Regions from separate parts of the Mus musculus genome. Here region 1 is linked to region 2. The links are chromatin loops, found by intact Hi-C in ENCODE. Cell type or tissue: heart. All regions are shown on one strand. Links, peaks and the distances in the headings refer to the core of each region. The heading gives the core; the rest is flanking DNA.

What was found. A loop is a pair of places that touch in the nucleus more often than their neighbours do. Peaks named below come from ENCODE experiments on the same cell type or tissue, not always from the same donor. Only the 100,000 strongest peaks of a DNase experiment are listed, where the experiment ranks them.
Region 1: a loop joins it to region 2, with 9 times the contacts of the local background. A loop is called at or near these places in 5 of 42 quality-filtered maps.

The regions. Positions count from the first base shown.
Region 1 is chr2:105,066,897-105,076,509 of GRCm38, forward strand. No RefSeq gene overlaps it. Among named protein-coding and RNA genes, the nearest start is that of Gm38521, 55 kb to the left of the region's middle. In heart, for the core only: a CTCF peak has its summit at 5,843 (motif pointing right); no DNase peak of the experiment used is centred there; H3K27me3 peaks cover 286 bases.
Region 2 is chr2:105,225,294-105,234,906 of GRCm38, forward strand. All of the region lies in intron 1 of Them7 (thioesterase superfamily member 7), which reads left to right. Among named protein-coding and RNA genes, the nearest start is that of Them7, 5.8 kb to the left of the region's middle. In heart, for the core only: a CTCF peak has its summit at 5,228 (motif pointing left); a DNase peak (open chromatin) is centred at 3,298; H3K27ac peaks cover 41 bases; H3K27me3 peaks cover 1,024 bases.

The DNA of each region.
Region 1 (9,613 bases), core at 997-8,996, 160 kb before region 2:
ATACATACATATAAACAAAAATAATGATTTAAATAAAAAAGGGATGAAACTTACATTTTCATACATGTACCTGGCCATTTCTAAGGAAAAACTAGAAATGAAATTGCTGGTCCTAAAAAAAATATGTCTGTATGGGGCTAGGGATGTGACTCAGTTATACAGCATGCTTGACTAAGATGCACAAAGCCACGGGTCCTCTGGGCATCGCATAGACTAGGTGTGGTGCAGCGTGCCAGCACTTGGAATGTGGAGGCAGAAAGATCAACTTCAGATACAGAGTGAGTTCAAGGTCATGTTCATATATGCAAGACAGAGAGGGAGAGAAAAGAGGGAATGGGAAGGGAAGGAAGGAAGGAAAGAAAGAAAGAAAGAAAGAAAGAAAGGAAGGAAGGAAGGAAGGAAGGAAGGAAGAAAGAAAGAAAGAAAGAAAGAAAGAAAGAAAGAAAGAAAGAAAGAAGGAAAGAAAGAAGGAAAGAAAGAAAGAAAGAGAAAAAGAAGGAAAGGAAGGAAGGAAGGAAAGAAAGAAAGAAAAAAAGAAAGAAAGAAAGGAAGAAGGAAAGGAAGGAAGAAGGGAAGGAAGAAGGAAAGAAAGAAAGAAGGAAGGAAGGGAGGAAAGAAGGAAGGAAAGAAGGAAAGGAAGGAAGAAGGGAAGGAAGAAGGGAAGAAAGAAAGAAGGAAGGGAGGAAAGAAGGAAGGAAAGAAAGAGAGAAAGAAAGAAGGAAAGAAAGAAAAGAAGGAAGGAAAGAAAGGAAGGAAGAAGGGAAGAAAGAAAGAAAGAAGGAAGGAAGGAAAGAAAGAAAGAAAGAAAGAAAGAAAGAAAGGAAGGAAGAAGGGAAGAAAGAAAGAGGTGAAGAGAGGAGGGGTCTTTTTCACAACAAGATGTATAGTACAAGGCAGCATCTTATGCCAGCCTCCACAAGTATGAGTGCAGTTTGAGCCATTGCAATGGGAACCAGATTTCCAAACAGTGGGGGTGGAGCTGCAGAGAAAGCAACACACCACTGTCCTTCTAAGGCTGGAATAGTAGATCTGCCTCTTGGAACCTGGAGGAGCTTGAGTGTTAGACATATGCAGCTAGAGTCAAGAGCTCCGGGGTACTGGTTAGTTCATAATGTTGTTCCACCTATAGGGTTACAGATCCCTTTAGCTCCTTGGGTACTTTCTCTAGCTCCTCCATTGGGAGCCCTGTGATCCATCCAATAGCTGACTGTGAGCATCCACTTCTGTGTTTGCTAGGCCCCGGCATAGTCTCACAAGAGACAGCTACATCTGGGTCCTTTCGATAAAATCTTGCTAGTGTATGCAATGGTGTCAGCGTTTGGAAGCTGATTATGGGGTGGATCCCTGGATATGGCAGTCTCTAGATGATCCATCCTTTCGTCTCAGCTCCAAACTTTGTCTCTGTAACTCCTCTAGCTGCATATGTATCAAAAGATGTATATGCCCCAGTACAGGGGAACGCCAGGGCCAAAAAAATGGGAATGGGTGGGTAGGGAAGTGGGGGAGAGGGTATGGGGGACTTTTGGGATAGCATTGGAAATGTAATTGAGGAAAATATATAATAAAAAATATTAAAAAAAAAGATATTTAACACGTGGGGTCCATTTTCCTCAGATGTAAAACAGGGGCAATAACAGAAGCTGCCCCACAGTATTGGTGCAGAGATTAAGAGGAACTCCGCAGAGGGCATTCAGCATGGAGCAGGAAGCAGCTGGTGAATGGTGAATGGTGATCTCGTCACCCCACTGATTCTCATGGGTGTGGGTGTGGACATTCTCATGGGCACATGGAAAAAGGGACGATCCTGTGCCCACAACCCATCTCTGAAAACTTGATGAAGTGCTCACTCATCTATCTTTTCCTGGCAATAGAGGGTATGATCTCCATGTTGAAAGGCAAAACTCTCCTACATGAGATAGTCTATTGTTAATTGAAGATGGGGTATCTTTAGCCAAGAGGGGGCTTAGAACCTGTTTTGCATCTAAATATTTCATTCTCTGCTCATGGCATGGGGTTAAGAAGTTTGAAGGCTGCCTTCCTCACTCACAGGCTCAGAGCTTGTGGCTCTAACTCTCTGTGCTCTTTTTCTCCTGCCGTCAAAGAATAATATCACCTCTCAGAGGGGTCACAAGGATTCCACGCACTAACACAGCAAGGGCACTTGGCCTTTGCAGTGTAGGAGATTGGTAAACATCTCTGAACCCAGATCCCATATCCACATCCCAAGCAGCAACTAGTGATCTGGGCACATAAAACTTCCAGCATTAATGAGAAAAGACATCTGCTTTGAGGAATAGCCCTCTCTTTTATTCCTATAATGATCAATTGCCTTTCCCTTTCATATGCTGTCTAAAAACCCACAGTGACCCTGACTTATAACCAAGATAAGAAAACACAAATGATAAGGACCCTCATGAATCTCCTAACACGTCACAAGGCTAAAGAGTGATTAGTTTGACTCCCCATCTTCCACCTTTGTCAGTACAGACAAACTCTGAACTGGTCAAGAGGTCCAGGGGCATCGGCAGCCCAGCAGACCAGGATAGAGGGAGTGTCTGAGTTCACAGTAGTTCTCAAAAGGTGTCAGTAAACAGAGCCATGGCTTCTGTGGAACCAGCTGTGAATGGTACATTCATCCCACTGGGAGCAGCGACCTTGTCATTATGCCAGAAACTTCTTCAGCAAATTCCAATTTGAATTTAGATTTTTACTGGGCTCAGGGTTTCATATATATTAGACAAGTGTTCCAACTAAGCGACACACCGAGCCCTTAGTTTATAAAGAAAGTCTCACCATGTGCCCTAGGCTGTCTTTGAACTCTGCTCACCTATCAAGTTCTGTGATCAGAGGTGTGTACCTACATTTTATCTGTAGTGTGAGAAGGGAGCAGTCAGAACTGGAAAGAAGAAAATGCTTGGGGGAGTCAGAAGCAAAACTTCACATGAAAATGAGATTGTGGTCATAGTCATCCTCTGGCTAACTTGTAGGATAGACGAAAATGGCTTCACCCTCCTGCTTCTAAAGTAGGGACAGGCCTCCAGTTATCAAGTTCTGAAGCCAATAGTTGGCATTGAAGCTTTGATTTGATTAATACCTATACTCATATGGTCCCAATCCTGGATTCTAACAGGCACATGGAGCCTTCTGCCTTGATTCACCATCTATCTCTGTTGCATTGACTGGAAGTGAAAACCCTGTTATTCCTCATGTCTTCTGGTTTGTTTGTTTGTTTATTTAGTTTCTTTTCTTTCCTCACACCCTGTTCACTTTGCTGGAAAATTCTTCTGATCACACCTTCAAACCACATGTGAGCCAATATGATCTTTGTGTGTATTCGCTTTGGGCGGTAGGAGTTAACCCAAGGCCTCATACACACTAACTGCTTTTTCCCTCCTGTCTTAGAGTTTCTATTCCTGGACAAAAACATCATGACTAAGAAGCAAGTTGGGGAGGAAAGGGTTTATTCAGTTTACACTTTCCACATTGCTGTTGATCACCAACGGATGTCAGGACTGGAACTCAAGCAGGTCAGGAAGCAGGAGCTGATGCAGAGGCCATGGAGGGATGTTACTTACTGGCTTGCTTCCCCTGGCTTGCTCAGCCTGCTCTCTTATAGAACCAAGACTACCAGCCCAGAGATGGTACCACCCACCAGGGGACCTCTCCCCTTGATTACTAATTGAGAAAATGCCTTGCAGCTGGATTTCATGGAGGCACTTCCCCAACTGAAGTTCCTTTCTCTGTGATAACTCCAGCCTGTGTCAAGTTGACACAAAACTAGCCAGTACACCTCCTCTTCCCTTCCCACCTCTCTCCCACTACGTTACACTTCCAGCCCACATTTGTGACTCCCAACCCCTTTGTATTTATCTTGTACCTAATTTACATTTCCTCATTGTCTTCCCTTGGTCTGTGGCTGTCCCTTCCATCTCTTTCCATCAGCGGACAGAGAATCCAGCCCTGCATCCTAATAAACTCTCTGCATCATCCCTCTCCTTTGAGAGGAGTCCTCCCTAGGGTTTTCAGGACGTCAGAGCTCCAGCCCATTGCCCGCCTGCTCTTCTCATGCTCACCGAATTCTTCAACTCTTTGTTCAACACCTACACAGTTGCTCTTAACTGCTGAGCCATCTCTCCAGCCCTCTCTGTGTATTTCTTATTTCATTTATTGTTGAACATTTATTGGGCTTATGATATGTATTGTTTCTTGGGACAGAAAGACAAAGCATATGCCCTCCCTTGAGGATGACTGTATCTGCTGGATCACAGTGATCTAATGTTATTTTACTTAGTGATGTCCAGTAATATGCTAGAATACTATTCTTATTAAGGACTCTGGAGAAATTGGCATCTAAAAGGGGTGTTTGTTTATGTCTGTATGTGTATATATGTATACACATATATTTATATTTATGTATATGTATGTACCTTCATTTCCCACAGATAGTTTTGGGAGATTTAAACTACCTTTGACTGTAGCTCTTGACTCCTGCTTATAGTTTGGGAAGCTGTATATATTTTGGGGTTATATGGGTTTTAAACTTTTGACTGAGCACACAAAATGATGGATTTTCCTATGCTATTTTCATCCATGAATGTCATTACATTTTGTTCTTCTCTGTCCCCCTTCCCATTCTTCTTCTTCATTCCCTCTAATCTATTTTTTTTAATTTTATGTGTATGAGTGTTTTGTTTGTGTGCACATCTGTGCAGCACATGTGTGCCTGGTATCAGGAGAAGTCAGAAGAAAGTGTTGGATTTCCTGGAACTGTGATGGCTGTAAACTGCCCTGTGGGTGCTAGTCTTCAAGCCTCGGCCTTCTGAAAGAGCAACCAAGTGCTCTTAACCACTGAGCGATCTCTCCAGCCCCTCCAGCCCCCTCCTGTTAGCTTTCTACAAGCCACACTCCCATTCTGCTTTCACATCATATGTTCTATTACCTTCCCCACCTCTGCTCTCTCCTGTTAGCTTTCTTTCTTTCCTCTCATGGTTTCCTTTCATGTAACATACACACACACACACATACACACACACACACACACACACACACACACACCCCTCTAGATTCCTCATGTGAGAAAACAAGTAGCATTTATTGTTTTGATAGTGGCTTATTTTACTTAACATAATAATCTTCATTTCTATCATTTCCCCAAAAGTTGTGATTTCTCTTTTTCTCATTAATTAATTAGTTTGTCTCTTTGTTTTACAGATGAATCAAGTTCCAGTGTGTGTCTGTGCCACATTTTATCCATTCGTCTATTGATGGGCCTCTAGTTGCTGGTTCTGTTCCTGCCTATTGCAAATAATGCAGCAATAAAAGTGGCTATGCGAGTCCCTCTGTAGCATGTTAATGTAGAGTTCCTGGGTAGATACCCACAAGTGGTGCAGCTGAGGTATGGTAGTTCTATTTCTAGTTATTTGGATTTCCATAGTGGCTGTATTGCTTTATGCTCCCCTTAGCAGTGAACAAGGGTTTCTCTCTCCTCACACCCTTACCAGCATTTGCAAGATATACAAATGACACTAGCCATTTTTTACTAGACTAAAAATCAAAGTGTTTAATTGGCATTTACTTAAGGTTTTTTTGTTTCAATGTTTTGTATTGCAGGGTTGTAGGTCATTAAATTGTTAAAGTTAACTGGGTAGAATAGTCTACACTTTTAATCCTAACACCCAAAAGAGGGTTGTTGCAGTTGAAGTCTAGCCTGGGCTACGGTGTAAACTCTCTCTTAAAAAGGATTTTTGCGGCAGTGTTAGGGTACAGGGCTAGCAAGGAGACTGCTCAGTGAGTGGAAGCCCTTGTTCACAAGCTTAATGCTGTGACTTGGATCCCTGGATCCCACAAGGTGGCAGGAGAGAACAAGTTGCCTAGAGTTGACCTCCACATATGTATTGTGGCATACTGTGCCTGCCCCCCCGCCCCATAGACACATGTGAATAATTCGATAAATTAAAAAACCACATCAAAACATTTTAAACTTGACTCCCTGGTCTCAAAGGGCGTTATAACCTTTATATGCTATAACAGACTTTAAGAACTAATGCTTGCTAAGTGTTCTCTTGTGAAACTCAATTAACCTATTGGAAAATGTAAAGACTCCTTCTTGGTTCAGAATTGAAGACATTTTATCTAACTATGGTATTCTTCTTTGTAGGGCTGGGGACAGAATCAAAACTTGTGCAGTTAGGCAAGCTCTCCATCCCTGAGCGGGTACTCACATCTATCTAATGCTCTTCTTTCTCTAGGTGGCCCGTATCACTCAGAGTTAATGACATGAAAGGTAGTGATCTCCTTAGCTCTATCTGTTATTTATGTTGGTGGGGTTATTGTTGCATCCTGTAAACAGAGCTTCTCACCTCCAGTGACCTTGACTTTTGGCTGGATGACTCTGTCATGGGTTACCCTGTGCATCACAGTCGAGTATCACATCCCTGGCTCCTCCCACACCAGATACTGGTAACCCTTGAACTCCAGAGTTGGGACAACTGAAGTTAGGTCTGGATATTGTTCAGCTTCTACTAAGAAGTGGAATCTCCCCCAGTTGACAATCAGTGCTCTAGAATTGTCAAGACATTGGTATTCCTAATCTGTTTATTCCTGATCTGTTTCAGACTTTATGGGGAATGATGATTCTGGTTTTCTTTTCCAGAAAAAAAAATCTATAAGTTTAGGTAGTTTTTGTGAAGTCCAGAAAATAGAATTTTACTAAATAATATATAACAGCAACAATTATTGTTTTGTAGTGATGTAGAATACATTCCAGGTATTCTGAAAGAATTTCTACAATTCAGTGGCTCTCTTAGGACCAAGGCTACTAGATGGGGATGGTGGTGGTGGTGGTGGTGGTGGTGGTGGTGTGTGAAGAAGGGTAGAAATGTTGTATAACCCTGAGTCTGGACACTTGACTCACAGAAGGTTAGTAAACAGCCTCAAACACAAGGAACCCAAATACTAGATGGGCTGCAGTTGAGAGATTGCCCAGAGGAATTCTGGGTAGATGTATTCTTCAGCATTCTTTCAAATGACTATTTTCCTTTTGTTTTCCTTCACCCACTCTATTAGGCTCCTGCTTTCAACATCTCAAATACTCAAGTCCAGCCTCTACTCTGAACTTGCTGTGGCCTTGAGAAATCATGCTTTGAGGATAGAGGTGAGGATTGAGGCTTAGCAAGAAGCTAGGAGATGATGTTTGAACCTTGCAGACACACTGGGGTCCGAGATCCCAGACAGGTGGGTCAGGTGAGGAAAAGGGAAGTGTACATTCCACGCTGGAGCTGCTCAGACTCCAATGGTCTGCACAGGCCAGTGGAAGGGGCTGGAGGAGCCTGGGGCTGGTAGATTTATGTCAGGAAAGCAGTATAGTAAGAAGAGATTAGGAAGAATTTCAAAGGGTGTTTGAGGGGTCACTTCTCCATCTGAGCGTCTGGGACACTGAGCTCTGTCTGTGAGGACCTGGGCCGGTGCCAGCAGAGGGAGTCTGAGAAGCCTGAAGAATGGAAGGTCACCGGCAAAGAGGGCGTTTGATAATTATATCCCTGTTTCCTTGAAGGTACCAGTGTCCTTGATTCTCCAGCTTCAAAGAGAGCTGCCTCTGAAGTGGGGGGGACACTCACACCTGCTGTGCTGCTGTGTGGCTGCAGACTCAACAAGACAATAAGTCTGTTGACATTTTCAAGGCCACATTCATAACCCAGGCCCTGGGAAGTTTCTCTTCTTTGTTTCTCTCTAGAAGAACATGAAGACATTAGTGTGCCCAGGACTGTCTCTGTACTGGGTCCCAAGGAAAGGTTTCACCTTACATTCTGATGCTCTATGGGTTCTACAGTCTAAGCTACCACTTCACCGTTTTCTTTCACCATAAAGGGACCATCGTGCCTTACGATTATCCAGGGGTCAGTACACAACATAACTGTCATAGCTGCTTTTCTTTCCATGTATTCCTCTTTGGAGATGCTGCATCAACCATCTTAAGAAGGATCCACAAGGTTCTGCTGTTCATAGTCCTCTCCTAGCCCTTGATTCTGATAGGCTTTTATAGAGAGGACAGGGGATCCTGTCTGTCTACTACACAATGAATATGATCTAAAAGTGGATTTCCAAGGCTTAGGAAGTGACTTGGTTGGTAAAGTGCTTGTCACGCAAGCATGAGGACCTGAGTTCAGATGCCCAGAGACTCATGTAGAAAACTAGGTGAGATGTACCTATAACCCCATTGCTGGAGAGGCAGAGACTGGTGGATTCCTGGACCTCACTGGCCAGCTGTCCTAGCTGAATTAAGCTCTGGCTTCAGTGAGAGATCTGCCCTAGAAAATAAGCTGAAAAGCAACTGAGGAAGACACCACATGTTAACCTGTGGCCTCCACCCCATGCACACTCCCATACAAACACATTCATGTGTCATACACACAGACCACATGCAAAAGACAGGACGCAAGCAGAATTCCTACTGACCAAATAAGTGCAGCTGTTGCTTCCTCATCCCAAGTTTCCATGGGCTGCCTGAACCCTCCCAGGGGGAAGTGGATAAGTTCAAAACCAGATTCTAATTTAAAGCTCCTTTTGCTCAAAGAGCAGAAAACTGAGGACTGGGTCCCTGCCCCTGAGGCTGTCCACAAAATGAACCGAATACATGGAACCTGAACACAGACCTGTTCATGTGTTGTTTTTAACCACCCTTGTAGACCAGGACTTCTCTAGAAAACTCAGGTGCTGACCAACACCTAGAAACTAGGGAGAGAGAAATGTCTACCACGTTTTCCTGGCCTGAAAATGATAAATATTGGATCCATAGGCAAAATGTCCCCACAACAATGAGTGTTCCTGTGATATGGTAAAAATCCAGTTTTACGGATGACATGTAAGTAATGGATCTTCCCATGTTGAAGGGAGATTCCCACATTCCCCACCCCCTTCCACTCTTTTTATTGTTCTGAGAGCTTCTACTCCCTCCAACAAGAGGCATGACAACTATGTCACCTAGAACAGGACGAGTGCTCCACACACCGGCTCCTGCGTCTCTTGGGATCCTGGGATTCTGAGCTCTTGGCTGTGATTTAATGAGGGGACCCATGGGGACAGCCCCAGGTGCTATATCTCATACCCTTGCTAACTGCCAAGGGAACATTTAGTCTGTTGACTTTATTCAGTTATGCTAGTCTGGCAACAGTACCTGGGACTGTATATTACTTGGATGCTTAATTTATTTGGTGTGGAAGGCTCTCTCTTCCACTTTAGCTGTCTCATAGCAGAAGATGAAAAACCATTTCATTTGCAAGTCGTAAAAACTTTAACAGACTTGCGCCTTAAAGAGCAAGGGACTCCTCTGACGTACAGAGTATTAACAGGGGCTCAAACAAGCACTGTTGATGTAGTTTTCCCTAGGAGAGAAATTATGGTGCAAACCTGATTGCAGTAAAGTCAGCATGGGAAATAATGGTTTCCTCTGGGTGCTAGCCAGTCTGAAGGGAACACAATTATGAACTGTAATTAGGGGAATGGAGGGAGGAATGATGGGGCCTTTGTCACAGTCCCCTCACCTTCCCCGAGTCCTTTCCAATAATCCTCGGGCAATGGAAGTATAGCACTGTAGGAAGAGATAGAACATAAACCC
Region 2 (9,613 bases), core at 1,162-9,161:
ACTGACTGGAAGTCAAAGATTCTATCAGGCTTTTAGCCTATATCATAAAAGTTTAAAGGAGACGGGACATGAAAGGCTTTCAAAAGGAGCCCTATGAGATGTAGAAATGTAAGTCCTCTATACGTCCACATACATTTCTATTGCGCTCTTGCTTGAAGCCAAGAGGAAACGTCCACTTAATACTTTGATCATTACAATCTTAAGAAAATAACTCTCACCCTACTATATACTAGAATTTTGAGACTTCACAGAATCTTTCCCAATCCCTTAGTGAGCGTTTAAGCCCCGGCCTCCAGGGCTTGTACTTCTGCTCCTCTGCCTTTCCCTTGCTCTTACTCCCTTGCTACCTCCTTATTCAGATCTCAGCTCACAGACCCATTTCCCTGACTGCACGAAGCACTGTTTAAAGCATCATTTGGAATGATTAAGATCATTTGATTATTGCCTATCTCAGAGAGAGAGAGAGAGCGCGAGACGGGGGGGGGGGGGGGGGGGGAGAAGGGGAGGGAGAGAGGAGGGGGTTTCTGGAGAGTAGGGGTCAGTTTATTTGCTGTTCTTTTGGAGAACATCACCCCCCACTGCATCCCCACTGTCTACTGGGGCTGGAATTTTCTCAACCCTCCCTGTAAAGGGTTCGCAGTGTAACCTGGCTCAGGCTCGACTGCTCTCTTTTGGCCTTTTTAGGGTCTCGCATACAACATTCTGCTTTCACCCTGGGAGCGTGGAGGCAGCTGAGGCTTGGGGCAGTTTCTGTTGGCTGGGACCTTTGGAGTAGAGAGTAGCTGGGCTCTCTCTCTCCCACAGGCTTGGGGGCAGGCAGCCATATCAGCCCCCTGACCCTTTAGCACCTCCTGCATCCTGCTGCTCACGGGAGGCTCGAAGGTTGGTGCATAGCGGGAGCTGCTTGTGAAAGATGTTCTGTTTGTGTTGGATTCCAGGCGCAGGGAATAATTAGGGGAGTGACATGCTGTTAAAGTTGAGGCTTTTCCTCGTGGGCTGGACTACAAGGCTGCTGGCAGAGGACATGTACGCCTGTGTGCCTCTGAGGAACCCCAAGCTGGAGATAGAGGAAGAAACTTTGGAATTTCCCATAGTTCCTTCTGGATGGACGACTGTCGAGAAGCCCTGGAAGTTACTGATGTGAAGTGAAATGCTTGATACTCAAGGCAGCTGAGGACCTTACAGGGCCCCTAGCCAAAGCCCTATGTCAAGTCAGCGTGTAGAGATAACAGTGCTGAAAGAACCAGATGTTCTGGGAAATGCCAGTAGCCAGCGAGGGAAAAAGTTCTTTCTTAGACTGTCCAGCCCAGTACCTGGCAGCACTGGCATATGGTGGATGTTTAATGACTGCTCTTTGAAGCAGGAAGCGTGTTTCCAGCCTGGCTGTGTCAGGGTTCTGCTAACATTAGATTTCATAAATACAGGCCCTGGGTTCACAGCCCTATCACGTCACTTCCAAGCTGTCTCTGTGGGAGGCTATCAGTGTGGTGCTGATGTCTATAGGGTGAGCCATGAGGATCAGAAGGAGTGTCTAGAACAGACTGTGGCACATGGTAATGGGACAAGTGACAAAAATAATCATAGACTGTAGACAAGGTAAGGGCTCCTTTATGAGGGAGATGGGGAACAGGGTCAGGAAGAGCTCAACAGCTAGGTAAAAGAAGAACGTTTTCATAGTCAGACTGCGTATGAGCTTCATTATTTTGGGGCTCCTTAAACTTTATATGTGTTTGTAAGTGTTTTAGCATTTGCTCAGTATGTAGTTAAAGCATGAAACCTTTGCTCTCCCATGCGATGGGCTGCCTTTCAGTTCTCCTCAGACCACTGAGGCATTAACTTGGACAACCTGCCTTATTCTTGCATGACTTTGTGAGGAAGTGCAGTTATTGCATCCAGTTCACAGGTGGGAAAACTGAGGCTGAACAGCTTTTTCCAGCCACAGGATTTCTCTGAACCCCGAAAGAGGATGTATCCTCTGCCATTTCCCTGGGTGACCATGCAACCCCATCCCTCCTCTGGGTACTTTCCGTAAGACACATTTTGGAAATGTACCCAGACTGGGCCTCCTGGAAAGGAGAAAGCCGGGTGCTCTGCTGTACATTTGGTGCCTGTTCTGCCCCACGCTATAGCCAGGATGCCTCCCACCAGCAGCCCAGGCCCGGGAGGCTGGGTTTAGGTGTCAAGGCTGGAACCTGCCTATTTCCTTCCTGTAGCTGTTCTAGGCTCCAGTCGCCATGGATTTATAGCCAATGGAGGGTACAGTATACACTTTGAAAGGAAGATGGGTGAGGAATTCACAAGTGTCTCTGAGGAGTTGGAACATTACCGGGGCATCTTCCTTCTAACCGATGCACACTACTCTTTTAAAGACCCAGAGAAGGCAGAGGCCCTCTTTCTACTTATTCTTGGTGCTCGGCTAGTATTCCTGTTTGGATCCTGTTTTTTAAAAACAGGGTCCTTACATTTAGACACATCGTGTGTGTCATTTAACACTAGATCATCAGATGAACTCATCTCCAGGACTGGGCCAGCTCCCCTGGGGACATTCAAGGACATGGTGCTAGTAAAATCAAAGGCTCTCCATGACAAAAAGACATTCTTGTGATTTTTAAAAAGCTAACACAATAAACTTAATATAAAATGTACCATTTGGACTCATTTTTAGGTGTTCAGTGGTAATAAGGAAACTGACAGTGTTGAGCAACAGTCACCACCAGGATTGTCCATCTCAGAGACTCCATTTTGTAAAGCCAAAACTCTGAACTGATTAACCTGTAACTTCTGCAGCCCCACCCCCACCCCCCGCCAGTCATGGCCCTTCTATTACTCTGCATAGCTTTGACTAATCTGAACATCGTATAGGAACCTCACAAACACATATGCTTTTGCACTTTGCTGATTTTATTTAACATAATGCCTTCGAGGTTCAGCTGTGCTATAGATCAGAACCTTCTTTTTAAGGCTGGGTCATGCTCTACTCTGTAGATATACCATTCATTATTTATTATTCATTCACGTACCCTTAGATACTTGGGCATCTGGATTGCCTGGATTGGCCTTCCATACATAATGGGGATTCCTCCTGGATCTATGTTAATTAGGTCTGAGTTGATAGAGAAATTACAAATCCTTTCACTAAACCAAGATGTCAAATTGAGTCCATAAGTTCTAAATTCCATTTTGAAGTGGCCATGGGTAGCTGTAGTTGTGTACTTGAGTGGGACTATGTGGGAGGAGCTAGGCAGTGACTCCTGGCGGGGCTCCCGATGAATTCTGTAGGGAGAAGGGCTATCTTAGGGGCAGTAGTTCTATGCTGGGGCCCTGTGCAGTCCAGGTCTTGGCAAAGCCTCAGGTATTTCTGTCCAGAGGTTGAAAAGTCAGCTGAACTGGTTGGAAAGCCAGGCCTGGATTGCACAGAGGAGGAATATACTTGCTTCCCAGACACATACTGACTGGGGGCTACTGTTGGGTCATAACTTTGAATGGATAGAAGGGTAGATTAGGAAAAAGCTAAAGGGGGAAGGTGGGACAGAGGGGTGTAATGTAACAACCCTCAAATGTCGCTTCCCTCAGCTCGCCTTTCCATGGTGTCCTTTTCTCCCCAAGGAAAGGTTTTGAGTCAGAGAAAACCAGTTTGTAGTTTGTAGATATTCCATATGTTCAGGCTGCTTTAGCAGTAGGCAGTTGATACATTTTATTCAGGGAGACTAGCTTTGTCTTCTGTACCTGTGGGTCCCCACGTTGTATTGAGGTACTGCAGGCAGCACAGTGTACACTCAGGGTGGCTGAGAGGTCTTTACAATGTTGGAGGAAAACAGCTGTACTCAGCACCTCTGTGTGGGATGTCCATGAACTACTGGCCCGAGTAGTTCATAGTTTCAAAGTGAACTTGCGCAGCATGCCTCTCCATGATGTCATATCTTTAGGATGCTTGGTTTCCTTTGGTTGTCTGATAGACATAGAGTTCCTTGTAAAATTCAGTGGAATAAGAAACAGCAATGGAGGAGACACGGGGGAGTTTCCTGTATTTTTGATTGGCACAGTGGTTATGTGGATATTAAGTATATTAAAATTCATTGAGCTGTTAAAATAAAGAGTAGTGGCATTCTTGTTGATTTCTCAATGCCTAATAAGTAATTGTGATTAGTGAAGAATGGAATAAAAATAGTACATTGAAACTTTCATATGTGCTAATTTTTCAAGCAGCTACTGAATTTTAGGGCATAGATACTTAATTCATTGACTGAACAAATTGAACTCTTAGTATATGTTCCATTCCAGGGCTACCATGCAAATTACTGACACAGTAAAGATACTATGTACCAAGAGAGTGTGGGAATCTCTTGCTTTATTCTATCAGAAACTACCCCAGATGTTGTATTTACTCTTAAGTATATCAGACTCGGGATTGGAGATGAGATGGCAAGAGAAATTAAACACTGCTTAGAGATTTTCCAAAGTAAATTCCTGCAATGGTTAATGTAAATCACCAACTTGACACAATTTAGAATGACCAGGGAAAGTAGTCTCTGTGAGGGATTGTCCAGGATTGCCCGTGAGCATGTCTGTGGAATCTTAGCTATGGTAATCGAGGTAAGAAGACCCACCCACTGTGAGTGGCGCCCTTCCGTGGGCAGGGAGATCCTAGACGGTATAGAGAGAGCAAGCTGAGTGACAGCCCACGTGTACGTGAAGTCACTGTTCTGTGACTACTGCCTCACCTTGACATCTCCCAAATGACGTGCTGTAATCTGGAACAGTGATTCAAGTCAGCCTCTCCCCATTTAGTTGCTTTTGCCGGGATATTTCATCATAGCAATGGGACAGGAAGCTAAGACCCTTGCATCCTTTGGTCACATAATGAATATGGATTGGCTGTATAAAATTTAGAAAGAGGAAACATGGAAGAAAGAAGCAGTCCACCTTCACTCCAGGTCATGAGGACTGCTACAACCTGGTGGATATTTTTTAGATTTTTTTCCCCCTGTGGGAGGAAAATTTAACACTTTACCAAACTTGGATCATATATACTGTACTTGGTTGTTAATTTAAACTTTTTATGGTTTTAGAGTCATCTTCCCAGTCAGTGTGCATACAGTCCAAATCACATGTAACGAATATCCATTGTTACTTTAAATAAACAAACAATTTCTAGGGAGAAAAGCTTCAATTCTGAAGCCTTTGCTAATTGTAGGGTGATTGCACTAACAGTGGCCCAACTCTGCCCCCTTGTGGCTGGATGCAATAATTAATCTTTTCCTATAACTTGTACAGTGTGAGGTAGGACTTGCATTCTGACACAGAGACTGTGGAATGAGATTTTTTTTTAAAGGAGTTCATAGTTGATAAGGAGATGTGAGGCTTCTATAAATAGGTGAATAACTATGAAACAAATGTTCCACTGTTGTCATGGGAGCCACAGTTAAAATTCCATATTGTCCTGATGATTAAAGGTCACGTCACACAGCAGCAGTAACAGAGGTAGCAGACATTATTGATTGCTTGTGACCCAGGAAGTGCTCTTTGCATTTTTCATTGAAAGCATAGAATTTATCTCTTGTAGGCCTTTAAATACTGGTAGAATTTTAGCCTAGAAGGCTGATGAGATGATAGAATGGAGGGAAGGGGGCAGTGCTCCATGCAGAGGATGGAGGGAGGGGGAGGTGCTCCATGCAGAGGATGGAGGGAGGGGGAGGTGCTCCATGCAGAGGATGGAGGGAGGGGGAGGTGCTCCATGCAGAGATGGAGGGATGGGGAGGTGCTCCATGCAGAGGATGGAGGGAGGGGGTGGTGCTCCATGCAGAAGATGGAGGGAGGGGGAGGTGCTCCATGCAGAGGATGGAGGGATGGGGAGGTGCTCCATGCAGAGGATGGAGGGGGTGGTGCTCCATGCAGAGGATAGAGGGAGGGGGTTGTGCTCCATGCAGAGGATGGAGGGAGGGGGCAGTGCTCCAAGCAGAGGATGGAGGGAGGGGGTTGTGCTCCATGCAGAGGATGGAGGGAGGGGGTTGTGCTCCATGCAGAGGATGGGGTGAAGGAGTGGTGCTCCATGCAGAGGATGGAGGGGGGATGGTGCTCCATGCAGAGGATAGGGGGATGGTGCCCCATGGAGAAGCTGGAGGGATCTGCACAGTAGGAACAGGCTTTACAGATCCGTAGGGGTGGAGTGGGCAGTGACAGGAAAGGATCTTAAATCCCATGCTAAAAACACGACGTTGGCTCTGTTGACAGGTAGAGAATCAGAGATCCGAGCTTTTTGATGGACAGTCATTGGATCAGAACTGGGCTTTGGGACAGTTACACTTCAGCAGTGTGGAAGATGAGAGAGTCAAACCGAGGGACCAGTTAGGAGGATACAGCCGTGGTCCAGCTGGGCTCTGATACAGTTCTGAAGAGGGGAAGGAGATGAGTCTGAACTTGGTTAGGATGTTTCTCTTTTCCAGCGGTTAGATGGTAGCTGGAAAGCAGAGCAATAACGTTTCTCCTTTTCCAGTGTGGGTAACAGCAAGGGTTTCTCAGAACAGGAACAAGCAGGATTTGGACTCCATGGGTGGCAGAGACCTGGCTTTGTGCTGTGAAGGAAAGAGCAGCAGGTTTACAGCTGTTTTAAAAGATGGCATACTTGATGAGACAACGGAGCTCAGTGTGCCTCCCACAACGATCAGGTTTAGTTTACGAATGCTTCTTAGTATCCTAAACACCTGCAGTTGTGAAGCTCAAAGCAAGGTCTGCCAGTCTCAGAACCTTCTTGATGGGTTCAGCTGTGTTCAGAGGACGTGGCAGCCGCCTCTGAAATGCAAGCTAGGAACATAAGTCGGTACTTATCCTTACAGTAGGAATGAATGCGACCCCACTCCTAGCGCGGTGTGGTCTGTCTTCGCTGGGACCACGTGGACATGTCCTCGGAGTTGGAACAACCATGGTGTAGATAGAAGTGATTCTGTTGATGATCTCTTTCTCCGTAACCACCGGACTTTTCTGCCCCAGTGGTCCTTTTAAATACTCTTCCTGGAGAAATTACTTTGAACTATAATTTTAAAAGATGAACTAACTTGGATGAGGAAGGAAATATTGGGTACTTCTAGGGTCTAGAATTCGGGAGGCTCTACATGGCTTTCACCCCTGAATGTCAGAGACTGTTTTCCTGCTCATGAGCAAAGAGGTGTGACTGAATACCATATATAAAAAAGTGAGTTTTGAGTGTGTGGATCACTAATTAACATGCTTGAGTTGTCTCTAACCTTACTGGAACCATAATTCAAAGCTGATTTGGCATTAGTACACAACGGTATCATATTTCAAGCTCTACCAGATCTGAGTTATGTACTTTATTACTTTTTAACTGTTTAAATGACATTCGTGTTAATAGGCTTTAACATCAACAGGCAGATGGTTGGGACGGCTCATGGCTACTTGAGTCTTCATGGCTAATTGGGCACACATGTACTAAATTTGCCCCTCTACTTGGAAGTGAAGGATTTTTTTTACTAAATATGAGCAGATTTTTTTTTCAATACCAGGCAGCTTATTTTCATTTGCTTAAGTAGTCTTAAAAACACGAACCGTTTTTCAGCATCATGTCTTAATGTGTTAACAGTTTTGGTTTTAAAGAACAGATTTCTTTCAGTGGCTTAAATGAGAATTCACACAAATCATAACCTTTTAATTAAAGGCAATATGTTTTCATGCCAGACGTTCTGAAGAATTTCCAGTGACCCAAGAAGGAACACATTTCTGGGCTGGAAGTATGAGTCTGGGACCCTTCAGAAGCCTGGCAGAAAGGCCTGATGGAGGATTTGAAACAGGAAAAAGATTAATAAAAACAACATCAGGGCAGTTTTCAGCTCACGTGATGTGGGTAGTAACATAATTTTCTGTATCATAGGATGGTGCTATGAAGCGTTGGTGTTGCCAAATACTTCTAACCCAAACGCGCACATATGACTGCCGCCGCTGGCTTTGGCATTGCAAAGACATCCCAGGAAATCTGGATGAAGCTAGCAGAAGTTATTATGTTTCAAAGACAATTAGGAAGGGTCTGACCAGCAGACTGGAAAACAAGAGACTTAGATGTTTGAAACTGGAAGGCTCCTTGAAAACTCTTGCTGTCCAGTTATTACCGAGGCAGCTTGTTGGGAAATCGAATATTCCTCGGGTGAAACAAAAAGACTTAGGGACCAGGAGGTAGACAGTTTCTAATGTAATCACTGCCTGGCTCTCACCTCGCCCGTCACCAAGCATGTGATCTTCTCGGTTTCTGTTTGTTGTTCTAACGGTGACTATATGGACTTTTACCAACTCACAACGCTTTTGTGAGGATCCTAATGAGTATATAGATGGGTCTCTCTTCATTATTTGCATCCTTTTATTTTCCCATTTTAACAGTTACAAAACCACTAAAGCATTACACAAATTTAAGTGTGTGTGTGTGTGTGTGTGTGTGTGTGTATGGAGGTCAGAGGTCAACCTGAAGTAATTTCTATAATTGGCTCTCTATCTTACCTTTTCAAGACAGGGTCCGCCACTAAACCTGTGAAACTCACCTATTTGCTTAGAGCAGCTTGTCCAAAGGCTCTAGGGACCCACCTGTGTTGGCCCCTCAGAACTGGGGTCCCAGTGTGTGATATCCCAGTCAGCTTCCATGAGTGTTGTGGATCTCAACTGAGGGCCTCCTTGGGCAGCAAGCAGTTTACAAATTGACTCTCTATGGACCTGAATAAAAATGTGTGGATAAAGACCAACCTTCCCAATAGAGTTCCTCATGTGATGGTGACCCTCAACCATAAAACTATTTTCATTGTTACTTCCTAACTGCAGCTATGCTACTGTTATGAATCATAATGTAAATATCTGTTTTCTGATGGTCTTAGGTGACCTCTGTGAAAGGGTCATTTGATCCCCGAAGGGGTCATGACCCACAGGTTGAGAACCACTGCCTTCCAACCTTGCTTCAGGGACTAGTTAGTACTTTGCCTGGGTGAGGAAATGTTCCCTGGATAGGAGAGACCAACAGACGGACTGACTGACTAAATGAATGGTCCTCTTTTCTCTACTTTTCCTTCCTCCTCCGGAGAATTGTGCCAAAAATAAAACTAAACACGTGGCTTGGGATTGTTCAAGAGTTTTAACCAGGTGCAGCGTGCTGGGACCCATCCAAGTTTGAGCTGTGTACATGAACACAGTCTATTCTGATAAAGGTCCCAGCTTTGTATGAGTGCAGGATGTCTGGTGGGATTTTTCCCTGTGACAATTGGATCAGCTACCCGAGCCCCAGTTGTAAACACATCTCAAAGCCAGAGACACTTCCCTCTTCCCTTCTCTGCTTCCCACTGCTCCAGAGTCTCCTTCTGCCTCCTTGCTGCTCTTGCACGTCTGATGAAGGGTATCCCGGAAGCCAAGAGGGGGAGTCTTCCTGTACACGGAGGGGGAGAAATGTCTGCATTCTTCCTTTCTTTCAAGAAAGGAAGGTAGATTTTAGGTTCCTGTCCCCTACATCTGCATGGTCAGCTGAGATGACCCCTGGCTCTTAATGCTGAGAACTGAGACATTCAAAGAGCAGAGTGGCCTGCAGGGGAGGGAGGTGGTGACCCCTAAGCTCAGCTGAGACCCATTG